Regions from separate parts of the Homo sapiens genome. Here region 2 is linked to region 1. Evidence: chromatin loops called from intact Hi-C (ENCODE). Cell type or tissue: Calu3. All regions are shown on one strand. Links, peaks and the distances in the headings refer to the core of each region. The heading gives the core; the rest is flanking DNA.

The links. Hi-C counts contacts between places; a loop is a spot of excess contacts. Peaks named below come from ENCODE experiments on the same cell type or tissue, not always from the same donor. Only the 100,000 strongest peaks of a DNase experiment are listed, where the experiment ranks them.
Region 2: a loop joins it to region 1, with 7 times the contacts of the local background. A loop is called at or near these places in 10 of 110 quality-filtered maps.

The regions. Positions count from the first base shown.
Region 1 is chr6:99,585,852-99,591,222 of GRCh38, forward strand. It overlaps the pseudogene TSTD3. Among named protein-coding and RNA genes, the nearest start is that of PRDM13, 18 kb to the right of the region's middle. RefSeq lists an enhancer at 3,296-3,465. In Calu3, for the core only: no CTCF peak of the experiment used is centred there; DNase peaks (open chromatin) are centred at 2,910 and 3,630.
Region 2 is chr6:99,820,702-99,826,072 of GRCh38, forward strand. No RefSeq gene overlaps it. Among named protein-coding and RNA genes, the nearest start is that of MCHR2-AS1, 170 kb to the right of the region's middle. RefSeq lists a silencer at 532-826 and enhancers at 3,134-3,704, 3,289-3,408. In Calu3, for the core only: CTCF peaks have their summits at 2,259 (motif pointing left) and 2,460; a DNase peak (open chromatin) is centred at 2,220.

The DNA.
Region 1 (5,371 bases), core at 321-5,320:
TCTCTCTAGCTATGAACGTCCTAGATGGCATCTTTTTCCAATAGAAGGCTGTTTCACCTACATAGAAAATCCATTGTTAAGTATAGCTACCTTCATCAGCAATCTTAGCTAGATCTTCTGGTTAGCTTGCTGCAGCTTCTGCATCAGCACTTGCTGCTTCACCTCACACTTTTATGTTTTGGAGACCACATCTTTCCTTAAATCTCATGAGCCAACCTCTGCTAGCTTCAAACTTTTCTTCTGCAGCTTTCTCACCTCTCTCACCCTTCACAGAATTAAAGAGAGTTAGCGCTTTGCTCTGGAATAAGCTTTGGTTTAAGGGAATATTGTGGCTAGTATGATTTTCTATTCAGACCACTCAAACTTTCTCTGCATCAGTAATAAAGCTGTTCTGCTTTCCTATCACTTGTATGGTCACAGGAACAACACTTTTAGTTTTCCTCAAGAACTTTTCCTTTGCATTCACAACTTGGCTAATGGTTTGGTGTAGGAGGCCAAGCTTTGTGCCTGTCTTGTCTTTCCACATGCCTTCCTCACTAAGCTTACCATTTCTAGCTTTTCATATAAAGTGAGAGACTTGCAACTTTTCTTTTCACTTGAACACTTTTACTTTTCACCCTACACTTAGAGGCCATTGTAGGGTGTAGCTGACCTAATTTCAACACTGCTGTGTCTCAGGGAATAGGGAGGCCTGAAGAGAGGGGAAGTGATGGGGACTGCCAGTCGGTAGAGCAGTCAGAACACACACATTTATCAATTATGTTTGCTGACTTATATAAATATAGTTCATGGAACCCCAAAAGAATTACAACAATAACACCACAGATTACTGATCGCAGATCACCATAACAGATAAATGGCACCAATAGATGTACTCAATGCAGAGTCACCACACACTTTCCATTGTAAACAGCACAATATCTGTGAAACACAATAAAATGAAGTGTGGCTGTAGAATGCTGCAGCCAGGAAGTAATTCCAGACTGTGTGCCTAGAGTGTGTATGACTTCTATATTATACTGATAGTGCCAAGAAGGAACAAAGCAGGTATGTGTCAACATTGAACATATTAAGGACCAGCAAATAGCACACTTCCACAGGCCTTCCTACTGTGCTGAGCTGCTAATAGGTTGTCAATAGATATTTATTGGTTAAGTTTTAAAATTTTTTTTCCTGTTGCGGAATGGTGGGCAGGACGCTGAGCTAAGTATCAGACCCAGATGCTAACAAGGGCTCCTCTATTCACCAACCATGTGGCTTTGGATAAGTAACTTATCTGACGCTCATTAAAAAAATTAGAATAATAATAACTGCTAGGCCTACTTCCTAATATTGGGACTATGTATGGAATTCTTCAGAAAATGTGATTTAAAAAAAACAACAACAAATGAAAAGCTTTACAGACCCAAAATCTAAGTTCAAAGAGGCCCACTAGACAGGGTACCACACTTCTGAAAAAAAGCAGCTCAACCTCTTAATTACAGACAGTAAACCAAATTCCACATCCCAGTAAAAGTCTGGCTAATAACTCAGGAATCTTTCATTTGGTCTTACTTCCCTGAACTTATTTTCCTGACTTTTTCATCTGACTCCATCACCCCTCCACCCAAATTAATCAGTTTCCTTTACAAAGTCATTTTCAGGAGCTGAAGTGAAAAAAGTATGCCTCCCAGAGGTTAGAATCTCAGGGGCATTCTGTTCAAAGAACACAGGAAGAAATACTTTGTCCTTTTTCTCTTAACTCAGGCCTCACAGGTCTTTTTGAAAGCCAGAAGCTAAAGTGGCTTAAGAGAAAGCTAGAAGTATTGGGGTAGTGGTGTTCCCACTTCAGGGTGAAGTTGTCAGGATGTACCTGTTTTATGATTCTAGTTCCTTTGATTGGCAGTCCTTGAACTAAATTAAAAACAGAGAAAAGTTCATATGATTTAAACTCATGATGCTTCTTTGTGAAAAGGGAAAATGAGACATGTTGTTAGCCCCAGCATCTCTTTTGAGATGGGGGTTTTACTATGTTGCCCAGGCTGGCCTCAAACTCCTGGATTCAAACTATCCTCCCCCGTAGGTGGAATTACAGGTGCATGCTACCGTGCTTGGCTATGGGCTTGTTTTTAATTGTTGGACGGTCTGGGTGCCCCTTTCACTTTATTCTTTTTTTCCGCTCTCACTTTTTTTTCCTCTCACTTATTAAGTCTTTGTCCTCTTTAAGTCCTCTTCTAAAAGACTGGAATTGCAGGTTACATTTATAACTAAATCTTCCTATCTAGGTAAAGAGAAAATATACTAAATTCCATAGAAAGCAGGTAATTTGTCCACAGGACACAGAGCTGATCACTGTGGAAGATCCCTCCAATCACATCTTCGATTCTCTCTCCCTCTTTCTTTACCTTGCCTTTGCTCTCTCCATGTGACGTGCCTGCTCCCCCTTCACCTTCCACCATGATTGTAAGATTCCTGAGGACTCCCTAGAAGCTGAGCAGATGCCAGCACCATGATTCCTGTAAAGACTGAAGAACCGTGGGTCAACTCTACCTCTTTCCTTTATAAATTACCCGGCCTCAGGTATTTCTTTATAGCAACGCAAGAACAATACCTTATTGTTTTCCCATTCATCCAAACAACTGGAAATTAAGCTTCCTGAGGCTGGAGGCCTTGGGTGTTTAGGACATAGTGAGCGCTCAACAGACACATGTTAAATGAAAGAGCCAATACTTTATTGCGCGCTGCTGTGTGCCCGGTATCGCTCTAGGAGCTGAGAGTAGAGAAGTAACGACTACACTGCGCTTCCTTTGGAGAGAGACACTGGAGAACTAAAACCGACCCAAGCGCTAAGCGATCTGCCTAATAGAGGGAACGCCAGCTGAGACCAGCGCAAGGCGGGCGCTGGGTGGCGTGCGCGACTGCAAAGTCTGGCATGCCCAGGTTCTGCTCCTTGGGCTCCTGCTGCGTGAGCCGATCTGCAGATCCAGCAAAAGACCCGAGAGCGGCTTGAACGCCAGATGATTCCTCCCTGAGGATGCGCCCCAGGCGTTCTGCCCTGGCTCCCAGCCGCCTCCCGGTGCTCCGGGGTTCGGCCTCACACACCTGTCGACCGCGTCGGCCCAGCTGCGGCCCAAGCCTGTGGGACTCCGGGGAGCGAGGCGCCCCCTGCTCCAGGCTGGGAACCAGAAATGCAGCAGGGCCTCAAAAAGAAACAAAATTCTTTCCCTCGGGGTTGCTGCTGCCGCACAACCTTACCCAGCCCGCTCTGCGGATGGGTCGTAGATTCCGGCTGGAAGCCGGAGGAAGTGCATAGAGGGCAGCTTCAAAAGCCAAGGCTGCGCTGCTTTGCGCGGGGCTTCTTCCCTCGCGTGCCCGCGCCGGGTGCCGGAGCAGCCTCCGCAAGCTGCTTTCATCTCGGTCTGCCGGGGCAGGGTCGAACCGCAGCTGTGGGGCTTCCTCTCCAAGCTTCGATTTGAGCTGGATGGAGACAGAAGAGACCGTGGTGCCCAGAGGCCAGTCTCACGGGGGATGGGGGCGGGTGGGATGGGATCAGAAAAAGCTTGAAATTCCTCCTGTACCTTAAACCTAAACAGCTGCGAGAGCCCCAGAGCAGGAAGCGCGGCTGCGGCTGAGAAGCTGGAGGAGGACCGGGGCGGGGAGGAGTAGCCCCAGCAGCAACAGCAGCCAGCCCGGGGGCGTCCTCTCCCAGCGGTGACCAGGGCCAGCCTTTGCCAGCCTGCCCGTCCTCGGACTCCTGGGGAACGTACACACAGCCTTTTGCTTAAGCAAGGCGCTCTGAAGCCGAATTACGTCTGCCTGGCATCCCGAAACACTGACGGCCCTGCTATGGCTGTGGGCAAATTCAGGGGTGGGGGTGTGAGGGGGGGACTAGCAGAGAAAGAGTTAATCTCCCAAGAGGAATATACATCAGTACTCTCCTGTCACTTGCTTTTTATTTAATGTTAATGTTAGACTTCACCAGATATTTCAACTGACAATTTCAACATTTTCACCTACAGAATTTCCTGGAAGGAAAAAAAAGCTTCTTAGTAAACATGTTTCTCTGTCTATGCTTCATAATATTGTCCACTATGGACACAGGAAACCAATCAACCGTTAACAATCACAGACATCATTTTGTGGTGCTTTTTCTTAGGGTATGAATACTTACATTGACTGCAGGTTTAGTTGAACTATAATTGTAACTCTTTGACTAAATGGAACTGATTTTAAATATTCAAACCTTTTTAAACAAAAGTAATAGGGCACGATGGCACTCGCAGCTGTTGGGAGGCTGAGGCAGGAGAATCGCTTGAGCGGAGGAGTTTGAGTTCCGCCTGGGCAACACAGGGAGATCCTGTCTTAACAAAAAAAAAGGTAAACAGTTAAGCATGAGAAAAATAATCTTTCCAGTCTTCCTAGTCTTCCAGAAGGCAGTGACTGACGTCCCTCAAACCATCGACTTTGGTACATTTTCTCCAGAGGATCAAAACCTAGGCCTGACTCTGGCATGGAGCCTGGAACAATGCAAGTAAATTAGACATCCTTTTCCTATGTATGACTGTGCCTTTCTTTGTCATGGTCACCAGGCTCTCCAGACTTTTTGAAAACTACGTAACAGTTACCTTGCAGTGCTCCTGAAAACACGGGGGAAGTTCATATTTGAGAGGCCTGGGAGGGGCTAGGATGATCCTAGTCAAGCACGAGCAGAGCTGCCGCACAGTGAGTGCTCATTGTGTGTTCATGGAAAGCATGAATGATGGTCATACCAAGAGAGGGGCTACCAAACTCTTACAGACGAATGTGAGCGCCAGGATCTCTTTTATTATTATTGATGTCATTATCATCAGTAAAAAAGCATTTAATGAAATTATTTTAAAAGGCTTCTTGCCTAGGGAGTCCAATACCAGCTTGGTACAGTCACAGAGGGCATCTGCCTTCCTTCCCCTCGTCGCCTTCCTCCCACTGTGCGAGCTTCGGAACCCTAAGGCCGGTTCACTGCGCATTGTCCCCGACAAGTTAGCAGCGCTCCCCGAGGGGTGTGAGGCACCAGGTAGGGTGCAGGGCGCGAGCGCGGGGCGGTGGTGCCCGGCGGGGGTGGGGTGCCCACGGACGCAGCCGCCTAGCTCTGCCGGCCGTCCTGAGGCAGCTGCTGGCGCCCGCCGGGAGGCGCGTGGCCACTTGCACTTCAGCGCGCGGTTCTCTCTCCGCAGGCTGCTTTCTAGGATTTGAAAGGGCCATAGCGACAGAAGTCGATCTCTAAGAAGGCATAAACTCGGCCTGAGACGTGGGGGGGAGACACTGCAGAGAAGAGGCCAAGTTCCAGCGCAGAAGGGGGGTTCCGCGGGGCCCTGGGATTGAGGAGACAGGAGCGAGCCTTCCCTTTCCGTCC
Region 2 (5,371 bases), core at 274-5,273, 230 kb after region 1:
GGGAATATATCTATATTCTATTATTACTCTATAAATAGGTGAAAGAAAACTATAACATCATTTTGAGAGATTGCTATTATACAAAAGAATTAGGCAAGATTCACCACCACTTTTATACCACTTCTTTGTTTAAAAGTTTTATTAGCTTGAATTTATTTTGTGATGGAAAACCTATAAAATTTTTTAAAAAGAAAATTTAATCTGATCATATTATGTAATGTACAGATGATAATTTTTTTTTACTCCTAGTATTTTCCCTTCTGTCCATTCAAGTAGGCAGTAGCACATTCTCAGGGTAGAAAGAAGAAAATACATTTTCCTGTCTGGCTGTCATTTGTAAATACCAAGCCCACTGAGGGGAGAGGGAGGTCTTCATGGGAATAGCTAAGAGAAGGGATAAGTTTTCATCTTGGCTACACATTAGAAGCCTTTGGAGTCTTATAAAGTAATTGTCCCAGCCACACTGCACACCAGTGGGGTTGGTATGTTTGGTAATTGGGAATATGAATTTTTTTTTCTTTTTTTTACAGCGCTCCAGGTGACTCTGTAAGGAACATGATTGTGCTTTGGTTAAGGATAGGCCGAGGTAGGATGTTTACATCCTGCGCGACTCAGCAAGTTTAGAGGGCAGGCATATAACTCCACTTGTTATTACAGCTATGTAGCCATAACATGGGAACCTCACCACTTGGCCCTTAGCCACTATTGTCTGTAAAAGGTATAATTGCCCTGTTGACACTGTGCAGGCACTGGTGCCCAGAGAAAGTGAGAGAGCCAGAGCTGTCCATCTTTGCAAATGAACAGAGGGGAGCCAGGACACAGTTTGGCTCGCTTGTGGCCAGAGAGAAAGAGTTAAGCGTCTGACCCTGAAGGCAAGGGAGAGCCGGCCACTCAGCTGTGTGTGGGGGCCGCAGGACTAAGCAGCCGAGACAGGGCAGACAGTATGAGAAAGCTGTTGATGAGAGCGGCTGCTAATAAAGCCATTCACCTGTCTACGGTCGCCTGGGTGTTCTTTCTGCTCCTTTCCCCACTCCCTCCAGACCTCAACATGACCTTTGGTGTAGTCATGAACCTGACAGACTCTGATGCATGGCTAAGGTTGATGACTATTATTCTAAGAAAAATAAGAAGGGAGAAGCATTTTTACCTGACTAAACAGTAAGATTCTGCAGGGCTGAAAAGAGAGAAGAGAGAGAGGGCTATGCTTTCCAGAGAAACGGAATTCGGCCATGCTTTTGGCTACATCCCGGAGAGGATGGCTGCATGTTACCCTTTCTAGGGAAGTAAGACTCAATGGGCTTTGGGAGGTTTTAGCTTCATAAACAATTCCTGTATCTCACACTTGGTTTGGAAGCAGTAGGGACGACATACATCTTGATAACTCAGCCAAGCAGGTAACCAATGACAAGATGCATATCCTCCCTTCCATGTTTTCTCTTCCTTCAAAACTGCATATACCCCAGAACCTTTACAAGACCCTGGATTGGGGGGTTGAAGAATCCCTACTTAGGCCGGGCGCGGTGGCTCACTCCTGTAATACCAGCACTTTGGGAGGCTGAGGCGGGCGGATCACGAGGTCCGGAGATGGAGACCATCCTGGCTAACACAGTGGAACCCCGTCTCTACTAAAAATACAGAAGAAATTAGCCAGGCGTGGTGGCGAGCGCCTGTAGTCCCAGCTACTGGGGAGGCTGAGGCAGGAGAATGGCATGAACCCAGGAGGCAGAGCTTGCAGTGAGCCGAGATTACGCCACTGTACTCCAACCTGGGAGACAGAGAGAGACTCCATCGCCAAAAAAAAAAAAAAAAAAAAAAAATCCCTATTTATTACTAAATTCCCCTCCAGTCTGATGAGATGGTGGCCAAATCAATGGTAGTCTGATTTGTAGAGAACAAACAGATACGATATTTCTTGCAACACATGTAGATCTTACTGTTTATAGACGGAATGAATCAAAGCTCTGTATTCACACACCTGAGGACAACGCAAAGGCAATACATCAAATATTATCTCTAATTCCGAGAAAACTCATTTTAATTTTCCTGCCATTTAGTTGTAGAAACATAGTTCCTGGATGCTTCCATGCAAAACACAGGATGTACTAATCCTAACAATGACAGCAATTCAGTGTGATCCACAAAAACGGAATGCAACTCTTATACAGGCCAACAAAGCAGGAGGACCCAGAACTATTGCTGAATTAGCAAAGGGCTCCATCTGCTGATGGTTTATGCACATAAGAGCTGGACAGGGGTTCATGTTGGTATTTGTTTTAGGCAACATTCTTGAAATAATGGTTATGGCATTTCTTGTCCCGTCCTCAGGGAAGACTAGGACAGCTCAAGTAGGTCACAGAAATGTGAAATGAGGAAGAGGTGGTGGTCTGTAAGTTATTAGGGGCAGTGTTTCTTTCTTATTCTGTCTGTAAGTTATTAGGAGCAGTGTTTCTTACTCTGTGAAAAGTTTCCTATAAAAAGGCTTTGGGCACTCACTATCGCCGAGGTAGGGGCAGGTGCTGAGAATTCCAGTTTGCAAAGCCTCTTATCAAGAGACTTATTGTGAGGAAAATGGGATGCATCATTTGCCCTTTCAGTGGGAGGTTCTTCCTCTGGGTGAGTCTAATTTGCTGAAAGAACAATCGTGTCCTTCAGATTGTATTATATGTGTTCAGTGGTTCTTCAGTTTTTCATCCCAGTCTAGGAGAGTTCATCTATCATACTAAAGACTATTTATGGTATAATTAGCCCCTTGTCCAATTTTTCAAATTTTCTAAAATGGTTTTCAGTTAGAAAAGTTAGATAAGCTTGAGATAACCAGATTGAATTGATATAAGCAAAGCAAAGCAAAACAAACAAAAAGCAAAACAAAGCAAATTTTTAAAAAATTAAGGTTTAGCGAATAGGAACAGCTCCGGTCTACAGCTCCCAGCGTGAGCGACGCAGAAGACGGGTGATTTCCGCATTTCCATCTGAGGTACCGGGTTCATCTCACTAGGGAGTGCCAGACAGTGGGCGCAGGCCAGTGGGTGCGCGCACCGTGCGCGAGCCGAAGCAGGGCGAGGCATTGCCTCACCTGGGAAGCACAAGGGGTCAGGGAGTTCCCTTTCCGAGTCAAAGAAGGGGGTGATGGACGCACCTGGAAAATCGGGTCACTCCCACCCGAATATTGCGCTTTTCAGACCGGCTTAAAAAACGGCGCACCACGAGACTATATCCCACACCTGGCTCGGAGGGTCCTACGCCCACGGAATCTCGCTGATTGCTAGCACAGCAGTCTGAGATCAAACTGCAAGGCGATAGCGAGGCTGGGGGAGGGGCGCCCGCCATTGCCCAGGCTTGCTTAGATAAACAAAGCAGCCTGGAAGCTCAAACTGGGTGGAGCCCACCACAGCTCAAGGAGGCCTGCCTGCCTCTGTAGGCTCCACCTCTGGGGGCAGGGCACAGACAAACAAAAAGACAGCAGTAACCTCTGCAGACTTAAATGTCCCTGTCTGACAGCTTTGAAGAGAGCAGTGGTTCTCCCAGCACGCAGCTGGAGATCTGAGAACAGGCAGACTGCCTCCTCAAGTGGGTCCCTGACCCCTGACTCCCGAGCAGCCTAACTGGGAGGCACCCCGCAGCAGGGGCACACTGACACCTCACACTGCAGGGTATTCCAACAGACCTGCAGCTGAGGGTCCTGTCTGTTAGAAGGAAAACTAACAAACAGAAAGGACATCCACACCGAAAACCCATCTGTACATCACCATCATCAAAGACCAAAAGTAGATAAAACCACAAAGATGGGGAAAAAACAGAACAGAAAAACTGGAAACTCTAAAACGCAGAGCGCCTCTCCTCCTCCAAAGGAACGCAGTTCCTCACCAGCAACGGAACAAAGCTGGATGGAGAATGATTTTGACGAGCTGAGAGAGGAAGGCTTCAGACGATCGAATTACTCTGAGCTACGGGAGGACATTCAAACCAAAGGCAAAGAAGTTGAAAACTTTGAAAAAAATTTAGAAGAATGTATAACTAGAATAACCAATACAGGGAAGTGCTTAAAGGAGCTGATGGAGCTGAAAACCAAGGCTCGAGAACTACGTGAAGAATGCAGAAGCCTCAGGAGCCGATGCGATCAACTGGAAGAAAGGGTATCAGCAATGGAAGATGAAATGAATGAAATAAAGCGAGAAGGGAAGTTTAGAGAAAAAAGAATAAAAAGAAATGAGCAAAGCCTCCAAGAAATATGGGACTATGTGAAAAGACCAAATCTACGTCTGATTGGTGTACCTGAAAGTGATGGGGAGAATGGAACCAAGTTGGAAAACACTCTGCAGGATATTATCCAGGAGAACTTCCCCAATCTAGCGAGGGAGGCCAACATTCAGATTCAGGAAATACAGAGAACGCCACAAAGATACTCCTCGAGAAGAGCAACTCCAAGACACATAATTGTCAGATTCACCAAAGTTGAAATGAAGGAAAAAATGTTAAGGGCAGCCAGAGAGAAAGGTCGGGTTACCCTCAAAGGGAAGCCCATCAGACTAACAGCGGATCTCTCGGCAGAAACCCTACAAGCCAGAAGAGAGTGGGGGCCAATATTCAACATTCTTAAAGAAAAGAATTTTCAACCCAGAATTTCATATCCAGCCAAACTAAGCTTCATAAGTGAAGGAGAAATAAAATACTTTACAGACAAGCAAATGCTGAGAGATTTTGTCACCACCAGGCCTGCCCTAAAAGAGCTCCTGAAGGAAGCGCTAAACATGGAAAGGAACAACCGGTACCAGCCACTGCAAAATCATGCCAAAATGTAAAGACCATCGAGACTAGGAAGAAACTGCATCAACTAACGAGCAAAATCACCAGCTAACATCATAATGACAGGATCAAATTCACACATAACAATATTAACTTTAAATGTAAATGGACTAAATTCTCCAATTAAAAGACACAGACTGGCAAGTTGGATAAAGAGTCAAGACCCATCAGTGTGCTGTATTCAGGAAACCCATCTCACGTGCAGAGACACACATAGGCTCAAAATAAAAGGATGGAGGAAGATCTACCAAGCAAATGGAAAACAAAAAAAGGCAGGGGTTGCCATCCTAGTCTATGATAAAACAGACTTTAAACCAACAAAGATCAAAAGAGACAAAGAAGGCCATTACATAATGGTAAAGGGATCAGTTCAACAAGAGGAGCTAACTATCCTAAATATATATGCACCCAATACAGGAGCACCAAGATTCATAAAGCAAGTCCTGAGTGACCTACAAAGAGACTTAGACTCCCACACATTAATAATGGGAGACTTTAACACCCCACTATCAACATTAGACAGATCAACGAGACAGAAAGTTAACAAGGATACCCAGGAATTGAACTC